Regions from separate parts of the Homo sapiens genome. Here region 1 is linked to region 2. Evidence: read pairs that join two places in POLR2A ChIA-PET (ENCODE). Cell type or tissue: endothelial cell of umbilical vein. All regions are shown on one strand.

Region 1 (5,000 bases), 140 kb after region 2:
TATTTGCAAGGCATATATTTGATAAAGGACTTGCATCCAGATATATAAGAAACTCTCAAAACTAAATAATGAGAAAACAAATAACTTAAAAAAAATGGGCAAAAGATTTTAACAGATACTGCATGCACCAAAGAAAACAACACAGGCCAGGTTGGTGACTATGCCTACAATCCCAACACTTTGGGAAGCCAAGGCGGGAAGATCGTTTAGGGTGAGGAGTTTGAGACCAGCCTGAGCAACATGGTGAGACCTCATTTCTACTAAAAATTTTAAAAATTAGCCAGGCATGGTGGTGTGTGCCTGTAGTTCCAGCTACTGGGGAGGCTGAGGCTGGAGGATTGCTGGAGCCCAAGAGGTTGAGGCTGCAGTGAGCCATGATTACACCACTGTACTCCAGCTTGGGCAACAAAGTGAGATCCCATCTCTAAAATAAAAAAATACAAAAACAAACAAAAAAACATAATACAGAGAGCAAATTAGCAAATAAGCACATGAAATGATACTTAACATCAGCCAACAATAATATGCAAATTTTAACTATAATGAGATATTACACACCTATAAGGATGGCTAAAATGAAAAAGATTGGCTATACCAAGTTTGGTGAGGATGTGCAGCAACTGGATATATCTGTGGAATGTAAAATGGTACAATCGCTTTGCAAAACACTTGGGCAGATTCTTAAAAATTAAATACACATCTATCATATGATATAGCCATTCAATTTCTAGCTTTTATTCAAAAGAAATAAAAGCATATATCCACACAAAGCCTTGTACATGAATGTTCACAGCAACTTTAATTATAAAGTCCCAAATTAGAAACAATACAAATGTTTATCAACAGATAAGTGGATAAAACAAAACCGTGGTATATACATATAATGCCAACACTATTAAGTAACAAAGAAGAAATGAGCTATCAATATACACAACGACATGAATAAATCTCAAAGTAATTATGCTGAGTGAAAGAAGCCAGGAAAAAATAGAGTATATTCCATATGATTCCACTTATATAAAATTTCAGAAAATGTAAATAATTTCTGATGACAGAAAGCAGATCAGTGGTTTGGGGTAAGGGGCAGAGAGTAGTGGGGAAAGTTGAGCAGGAGAGGTCACTAAGGGGCATAAAAATTTTGGGGAGCAATGGATATGTTTGTTATCTTGATTGTGATAATGGTTTCTTGGGGAAACACATATCAAAACATCAGTATGCACATATCAAATAATACAGTTTATCATGCCAATTATACTTCAATAAAGCTGTTTTAAAAAAACAAAATAAGCTGCATCAAACAATGGAATAATAAACAAATCAATGAAAAAAAATCTGCTACGAAGGCTTCTGCATTATCCCTGTATTTCCTGTTTTCATTATAAAGAGAAGGAATTAAAACATCTGTTCCATGCACCAGAGTACACCCTTAACCTTTGCTGTCTCAAAATACATGCTTTTGGGTGTGTGGATGGGAATGGGTCACCTCAAAACTGTCAATTCCCATAAGAAAAACAAGATAATGTCCAAGTGCCACTAATAACAACAAAGATTTAATTGAGAAGAACTGTCATTTTCCTATTATCAGTATTTCTTTCTTCTTCTCCTTTTTTTTTTTTTTTGTAGAAATGGGGGTCTTGCCGGGCACAGTGGCTCATGCCTGTAATCCCAGCACTTTGGGAGGCCGAGGCAGGTGGATTACGAGGTCAGGAGTTCAAGACCAGCCTGGCCAACATGGTGAAACCCCATCTCTACTAAAAATACAAAAAAACTAGCCGGGCGTGGTGGCGCACACCTGCAGTCCCAGCTACTTGGGAGGCTGAGGCAGGAGAATCGCTTGAACCCAGGAGGCAGAGGTTGCAGTGAGCTGAGATTGTGCCACTGCACTCCAGCCTGGGCAACTCCGTCTCAAAAAAAAAAAAAAAAAAGAAAAGAAATGGGGGTCTCATTATGTTGCAAAGGCTAGACTCAAACTCTTAGCACTTCAGGCTAGGAGTCCGAGTCTAGCCTTGGCAACATAATGCCTCCTGCCTCGGCCTCCCAAAGTGCTGGGATTAATAGGCATAAGCCACAGTGCCTGGCCTTATTAGTATTTCTTGCTTTATGGAATGTATCTTTGTTCCTAAATGGATGGATGGACTTTGAACCTCTGTTCTAATAATAATAACCAACAGTAAATGAGCACTGAGCACTTCAATTAGCATTTGCTATCTCATTTGGTCCTCGTAATAACCATAACATTTTACCAATAAAACTTACAAGGTAAAATAATTGGTCTAAGATCACACTACAATTGAGTGGCAGAGCTCAAACCCTAAAGTCTGTCTCACTTGAAAGCTCACATTCCTAACAGCTACACTTAATTGAATGTTCTGGTTGATGGTTTTGAAGAGTGCCTAGTAATTATCTTTATGTTTCTTTTTTGAAAAATCAGGAATCCATGTATAAACTTTACTCAGAGAGAGCAGGAATAGGCTGGCACGGTGGCTCATGCCTGTAATCCCAGCACTTTGGGAGGCTGGGACAGCAGAACTGCTTGAGCAGGAGTTCGAAACCAGCCTGGGTAACATGGCAAAACCCTGTCTCTACAAAAAATACAAAACTTAGCCAGGTATAGTGGCATGCCCCTGTAGTCCCAGTTACTCAGGAGGCTGAGGTGGGAGAATTACTGAAGTCCAGCAGGTTGAGGCTGCAGTGAGCTGCTCACTCCAGCCACTGCACTCTAGCCTAGGCGACAGAGTAAGACTCTGTCTCCAGAAAAAGAAACAGAGCATAGGAATAAAAATAGCCACTCCAGGCTGGGTGTGGTGGCTCACGCATGTAATCCCAGCACTTTGGGAGGCTGAGGTGGGTAGATCAGGAGTCAGGAGTTCAAGACCAGCCTGGCCAATACGGTAAAACCCCATCTCTATAAAAGTATTAAAAAATTAGCTGGGTGTGGTGGCGCACGCCTGTAATCCCAGCTACTCGGAGGCTGAGACAGGAGAATCACTTGAACTCAGGAGGCGGAGGCTGCAGTGAGCTGAAACCATGCTATTGCACTCCAGCCTGGGCAACAGAGCGAGACTTCATCTCAAAAAAAAAAAAAAAGCCACTCCAACTCTAAAAAACATATTAAAATGTGGCCACAAATGGTCACTGATTAATTCATTAACGTTTTATAATAAAGGTTATGAATACTGTAAATATAAAAACCTTATAACTCAGTAACCTAAATAAAGTTCTGCTCCCACCCTAATATCCCAGTTGGGAACTAGACAGAAATTGGACTTCTGTCAGTTATAGCTTATGTTCATGTGTTCATGTGATCTTTATCAATGATCGAAACCACCCATCCCAATCTTAAAAGCTCTTCCTAAAAACCATCTATTAAAATGGGATCATTTTTGGCCAAAGAACTGTTAGGTCCAGGCTTATGGGTGCCAGAGAATGTTTCAACTTGAGTCCGTTTAAGACTTTCAAAGATCTGTTATCAAGCAAGCTAATATCTGATTTTTTTAAAAAATGCAAACTCTCTTCACAGGCTTATTAGTATGTATGGTGATTGCTAAGTTCAATTTTACGTTTTTCATTTCAGACCAGTCTTTATAATAATCTGCTTCCATAATAAGTACAAGGCCGTGACCAAAGGCAGATGTTAGGCTATGGACTTATAGTGAACTTGCATTGTTATTTTTTTTTTAATTTTTGGTGCCACAACTTGGATACAACTGAGGTTGCTGCAGGCACAACACAGAGTACTAACCACTATATGATCATAGCTGTGATGTTCTTAAGCCACAGCACCTTCCATGGTAACTTTTGTTTTCTATATTTTGGCACTGTCATTAGATCCTTATGATTATTTTTTCAATAATATTTTCAGTGAAAGTAAATTATTTGTTTCAACAAAGACATAACATTTCGATTTTTTCATTTTAACCCTTTGTGGCTGAAAAAACTCACAACAGTTAAACCTATAGAATGATGTATTACATAATCTCATACTCTAAATATACTTCTAACTTTGTCATGTCTACAACATTTTTGCCTGTAAATCTTCTTGCTTGGGGGATTTTGCAACAGCATTTGGCCAAACACAACAAAGTTCTATCCTCGGTTTTAAAAGAGGATATCCCTATTTTATGATTGAGGCATCAATGGAAACGAATTCAAGACTCCTTAAGTTAATCGCACATGAAAGCTGTAATATTTCACCATTTATCATTGTATAGATGATTTAAAGAATGCTTTAAAATAAAGCAATACCAATAAATGCAAGGTGGATTCTATTTAGTCACAGAAGCCATTTAGTGTGGCTTTGCATCAGATCTAAGATGTGCAGATGTAATATACCCGATGTGGAATATTCAGAAATAAACTATTTAATCTAAATTTTATTAGCAGTCAAATCTATTTTTCAGATTTTTTAAAATGGCCATTGATTAACCTTCCTTTATTCTCCTCTGAAGCAATCACAGCCTATGGTAGGAAGCCATTTACTAGATTTGCTTGGAATTAATGAACTGAGGCTTTCCTGCTGAACTATGTGGTTCCACTCTCTGCTTCCCCCAGACAGTTCATGAGCAATGTAATTTGCTTTCATTGTAGAGGGTATTCCTTTGGTGTTCTTATTCATGAAATTAAAGTAATAAAAGGGAAAGACGTTCATAAAGAAGTTTTTTTTTTTCTGACATGATTCCTTCTAAAACAGAAAACCACTTTAAATAAAATTTAATTAGGACCAAATATAGTATAGGTCCCCTCCATAACAATTAGATTTGAAATATACAAGACACTGAATAATGTGTTACATTATTTTCTATTGGCTTTCCCTGGTTCTATGCCAAACATGTCTTGGCTGCAATAGAGAGTGAGTGAGGAGGATTCTGGGAAGAAAAAGAACGTAATTATGGGGGGCTCTAGAAGAGTATAGCTGCAATCTGGCACTTTGCAGAAATTTTGGAATAGGAATGTAGCTCTTTTACAATTCTAACTCTATAGGTGAGGTCAACTTACAGCCT
Region 2 (5,000 bases):
ACTAATTTGAATTAGTTACAATACCCTGAAAACAGTTTGTGTCTTACAGAAGAAGCCCTTAGGGCAAGAGTAAAGTAGAGCAGTAAGAAACAAAACAATAACAAAAGTGTGTTTAGTAAATCCTTATAACTGGAGTACATATTTAGAAATTCGCTATCTGTAGCATTTAAAAGTTACTATTTTGGCTGGGCGTGGTGGCTCACGCCTGCAATCCCAGCACTTTGGGAGGCCGAGATGGGTTGGATCATCTGAGGTTAGGCGTTTGAGACCAGCCTGGCCGACATGGTGAAACCCTGTCTCTACTGAAAATACAAAAAAAAAAAAAAAAAAAAAAAAAAAAAATTAGCCGAACATGGTGGTGGGCGCCTGTAATCCCAGCTACTTGGGAGGCTGAGGCAGGAGAATCGCTTGAACCTGGACGGCAGAGGTTGCAGTGAGCCGAGATCGCGCCATTGCACTCCAGCCTGGGCAACAAGAGCAAAGCTCCATCTCAAATAATAATAATAATAAATAAAAATTACTATTTCTTATTTTACAATAAAACTGCTTTTAGTGTTATGCTGCCAAGAAAGTAGACTATACCTGGAGACTTTTAAGTGCAGAGGAAGTTTTAAAAATAAATTGATACATAGAAAGTAAAATCTGTTCTGGTTGATCAGAAATGGAAGCCCGTAGAATGTTACAAGTCTTATCCACCCTAGAAGATAGTAGCTCTTTTTTTTTTTTTTTTTTTTTTGAGATGCAGTTTTGCTCTTGTTGCCCAGGCTGGAGTGCAATGGCACAGTCTCGGCTCACTGCAACCTCCGCCTCCTGGGTTCAAGCAATTCTCCTGCCTCAGCCTCCCAAGTAGCTGGGATTATAGGCACCCGCCACCACACCTGGGCAATTTTTGTATTTTTAGTAGAGGCAGGGTTTCACCATGTTGGCCAGGCTGGTCTTGAACTCCTGACCTCAGGTGAGCCACCTGCCTTGGCCTCCCAAAGTGCTGAGCCACTGCTCCCAGCTGATAGTAGCTCTTTAGCAGCAGACTTGCATTTCACTGGCTAAACTACTTATATCATAGCACCGGCATATATAAAAGATAAAAGGGAAACAGGTGCTCAGTTGACATTCCGAGTGGCATAGCAGGGGTAAAGAGAGCAAAGGAGAAGTGTTGAAGTCTGTGACCCAAACTTAGAGCACAATGAAACCTTTGCCTTTCCCTTATGTTGTACTGTGGCCTAAGTAGAAGAGTTGAGATATGAAATGCTTATATCTTGAGGTGTGGCTCTGTAGGATGATGTGGAAAGGAGTTTTCTTGTAGCAATGCCCTCTCCAGCCTCCTTTCCTTTTCCCTTCAGTATAAGTCACTTTATTTGGCTCCTGAAATTGTTAGGTAGTATTATGTTTTCTTTCAGTTTATTCACATAGCAGTTCTGTTTATTTTCTATCTGGGAACTGTCTTTAGTCTCCCCCAATACATACCAATGTGGACTCTGCATTCGCCCTGCCTGTCCAATCTCATAGAATGTGCACTGAGAAAACTAATTGCAGAGATAAGTTGGTTCTTTGTGTGCATGACTGATCAAGAGCAAAGTACCTTAATTTCAGATGCCTTCAGAGAGATTTTTCTTTAACCTCTGCTTTTAAGAGGAAGATTATAAAGCATTATCATTACTTCAGGTCAGAATTATATTGCTTTTGGTCAAAAGCTGTTGTAAGATTTACAAAGTAATAGAAAAAAGTAATCTAAAGATAAATTATAAAGATCAAAGCAGTTCAAAATTAAAGTAAATTTGAGTGTAAGCATACATAGGGCTTTAGAGTTGTAAAAGAAACCACTAGACCATACATCATTATGTCTTTTTAACCATAGCTTCCAAAGGAGCCTTAATAATTATATTTTTAGTGAAAAGCAACAGGCTAAATTCTCTTGTTTTACTCATTTGAATGTATTGTTCATAGTTGAATGCTAGTTAAAATTGTCCCAAGCAGTTTCTCATTACAGACACAATAGGCTGAGTCAGAGGTAATATGGAAGGTCTGATAGCACATATTAGGTCCTAGCTTTGGTTTGTGTCCTCAGCTATGTTTTATTTGTTGATAATTTCCAAATCTGTGTCTTTTATCTCTGGCTTCTTTCTTTGTCTGTAGACTTAGCATTTCCATCTGGTTGTGGAAATCACATGTTAAGTACCTCAAACACTTTAATGTGTCTCAAACAGAATTTTTAAAATTTGTTAAGTCCTTTCTTCAAACTGCCAAACTGCCTCTCATTTATTTCTATATTTTGATTTATGGCTTCATTATCCTCTCATTAACCCTTACCTCTGCCATTTCCAAATTGCCAACTCATATTATAACCTTTGAAATGTTTTTCAGATCTAGCCATCTATCTCATCCCCACTGTCACTGACTCTTGTTTGCCTTCATTACCTGTACTTTAAAAAATATATTATTATTATTATTATTATTATAACAAAAGTAATAGGTACTTTTTAAAAATTCAGACTCTTCAGACTTTTACAAAGTAGAAATCTCCTGTTCTCTCCCTCCCAATTCTACTTCTCTGAAGTAACCACCTGTTACTGTTTGGTATATATATTGGCCCACATTTTCTACGCATTTCTAAACACATAGAGATAGACATAGAAAGAATCTCAAATACTTTACCGTGTCTTGTGTGGACTATTAAAACAGATTCCTCACTCATCTTTCTGCCATCAGCCCTTCTCCATTCCAGCTATTGCCAGAGTTATCTACCTAAATAGCAAGTCTTAAAAGACCTCTGCTTGTTCCCGATTGCCTACAGGATAAGGACCAACCTTTTAGTATTACACCTATAAAAGCCCTTCATATTCTGGGCCAGTATCTGTCTCCAGCCTTACTCTTTGCCAGTTCTGCTTTGCTCATTATGTTCATTGTCACTGTTCCCTGGATTGGTCATGCCTCATCATACCTCACCGCCATTGTCTTCTCTACCTGGCAAATTTCTACTCATTCTTTAAGACCCTGCTCATCTGTTGTCTCCTTTATAAGGAGTTTTTTCTAGTTTTCCCAAGAAGAGATAACGGCTTTCTCTTCTCTGTTCCTTCAGTATCTCAATCATATCTTTTTTTTTAATTGGTCTGTTTGTATGTTTCTCCCATAGTTCCCTCTGAACAAAAGCAGGGCACTTGTCTTACTTATCATTTAATGTCCAACACTCTTCCTAGCTTATATAGACAATCAGTAAACACTGGGAAACAGACATATCTGTAGTTTGGAACTGCATTGCTTTAAAAGTCTATCTAAGTTAAAGAAAGTAGATTGGGCACAGTGGCTCACACCTGTAATCCCAGCACTTCAAGAGGCCAAGGTGAGAGGATCACTTGAGCCCAGGAGTTAGAAACCAGCCTGGGCAACACAGTGAAACCCTATCTCTACAAAAAAAATTAAAAAGCTAGCCAAATGTGGTAGTTGCACCTACAGTCCCAGCTACTAAGGAGGTTGAGGCAGGAGGATTGCTTGAGCCCAGGAGGTCGAGGCTGCAGTGAGCTATGATCATACCACTGCACTCCAGCCTGAGTGACAGAGTGAGTCCCTGTCTCAAAAAAAAAAAAAAAAGTAAAGTTTTAGAAGCATCATTTCTTCAAATTTTTAAGCTAGTTTACGTAACTGTTTTTACAAGTTTTGCTTAATAATACCATTTTTTTACCTTTTAAAGATGACAGTGTGATTTTACCATGACTGTATTTACTATATTATGAAATAACTCAGCTTTAAATATGATATCATACAACAATTAAAAATGTTAGATTGGCCGGGCAACGCATGCCTGTAATCCCAGCACTTTGGGAGGCCAAGGCAGATAGATCACCTGAGGTCAGTAGTTTGAGATCAGCCTGACCAACATGGTGAAACCCCATCTCTACTAAAAATACAAAATTAGCCAGGTGTGGTGGTGCACGCCTGTAATCCCAGCTACTCAGGAGGCTGAGGCAGGAGAATCGCTTGAACCCAGGAGGCAGAAGTTGCACTGAGCCGAGATCACGCCATTGCACTCCAGTCTGGACAACAAAAGCAAAATTCCATCTCCAAAAAAAAAAGTTAGATCTGTATAGAGACAGGAAGGGAGGCGCAAAATGTATTATGCATAGAAAAAGAAATCCAGACAAACATAAATCAGATTATTGTCTTTTTTTTTTTTTTTTTTTGAGGCAGGGAGCTCAAACTTCTGAGGTCCAGCTATCCTCCTGCCTTAGCCTCCTGAGTAGCTGGGACTACAGGCATGTACCACCATGCCCTGTCTTTAGTTTATTTTTTTATTCTTCAAACATATTATTTTCTACTACTTAGCTCTGTTATGTTTCCATTTCTGTACACTGAGCATATACTTTACTAAGCAGAAAAAAAAAGACTGAAAAAAATCATCGGTCAGTTTTTAATCTTTTATATTCTTCTTAGAAAATTAAAGTCTGGGTAGCAGAGTTTTTGTATTTGGTTTTAGTTTTCCCAGAGAGTTAAAATATATCTTTGGTAAAAACTAAAATATAAATATGAATTTGAAGACATTTCAGCTGTATTTATCAGATTAACTCAGTTAATAAGTTTTTTTTTTTTTTTTTCTTTAAGATGTAGTTTTGCTGTTGTCGCCCAGGCTGGAGTGCAATGGCACGATCTCGGCTTACTGCAACCCCTGCCTCCCGGGTTCAAGCAATTCTCCTGCCTCAGCCTCCCAAGTAGCTGGGATTACAGGCACCCACCACCATGCCTGGCTAATTTTTTGTGTCTTTAGTAGAGATGGGGTTTTACCATGTTGGCCAGGCTGGTCTCAAATTCCTGACCTCAGGTGATCTGCCCGTCTCAGCCTCCCAAAGTGCTGGGATTACAGGTGTGAGCCACCGCGCCTGGCCAATAAGTATTTTAATACTTGCTTTTAGTGTAATATGCTAGGCATGGTAGTAGAATTTTAAGGATATGGTTTTTATAGTGTAATAAGTTACAGCCTATGCTGGGTAGTGGAAATTCCTGAGTAGCAG

Evidence for each region. Peaks named below come from ENCODE experiments on the same cell type or tissue, not always from the same donor. Only the 100,000 strongest peaks of a DNase experiment are listed, where the experiment ranks them.
Region 1: POLR2A ChIA-PET joins it to region 2 with 5 read pairs; 3 of 35 experiments call an interaction of 5 or more read pairs at or near these places.

Annotation. Positions count from the first base shown.
Region 1 is chr1:112,418,236-112,423,235 of GRCh38, reverse strand. The region is part of intron 3 of CTTNBP2NL (CTTNBP2 N-terminal like); the gene reads right to left. Among named protein-coding and RNA genes, the nearest start is that of CTTNBP2NL, 25 kb to the right of the region's middle. In endothelial cell of umbilical vein, no CTCF peak of the experiment used is centred here; no DNase peak of the experiment used is centred here.
Region 2 is chr1:112,560,554-112,565,553 of GRCh38, reverse strand. All of the region lies in intron 11 of ST7L (suppression of tumorigenicity 7 like), which reads left to right. Among named protein-coding and RNA genes, the nearest start is that of WNT2B, 54 kb to the right of the region's middle. RefSeq lists a silencer at 1,921-2,121. In endothelial cell of umbilical vein, no CTCF peak of the experiment used is centred here; a DNase peak (open chromatin) is centred at 2,003; H3K27ac peaks cover 310 bases.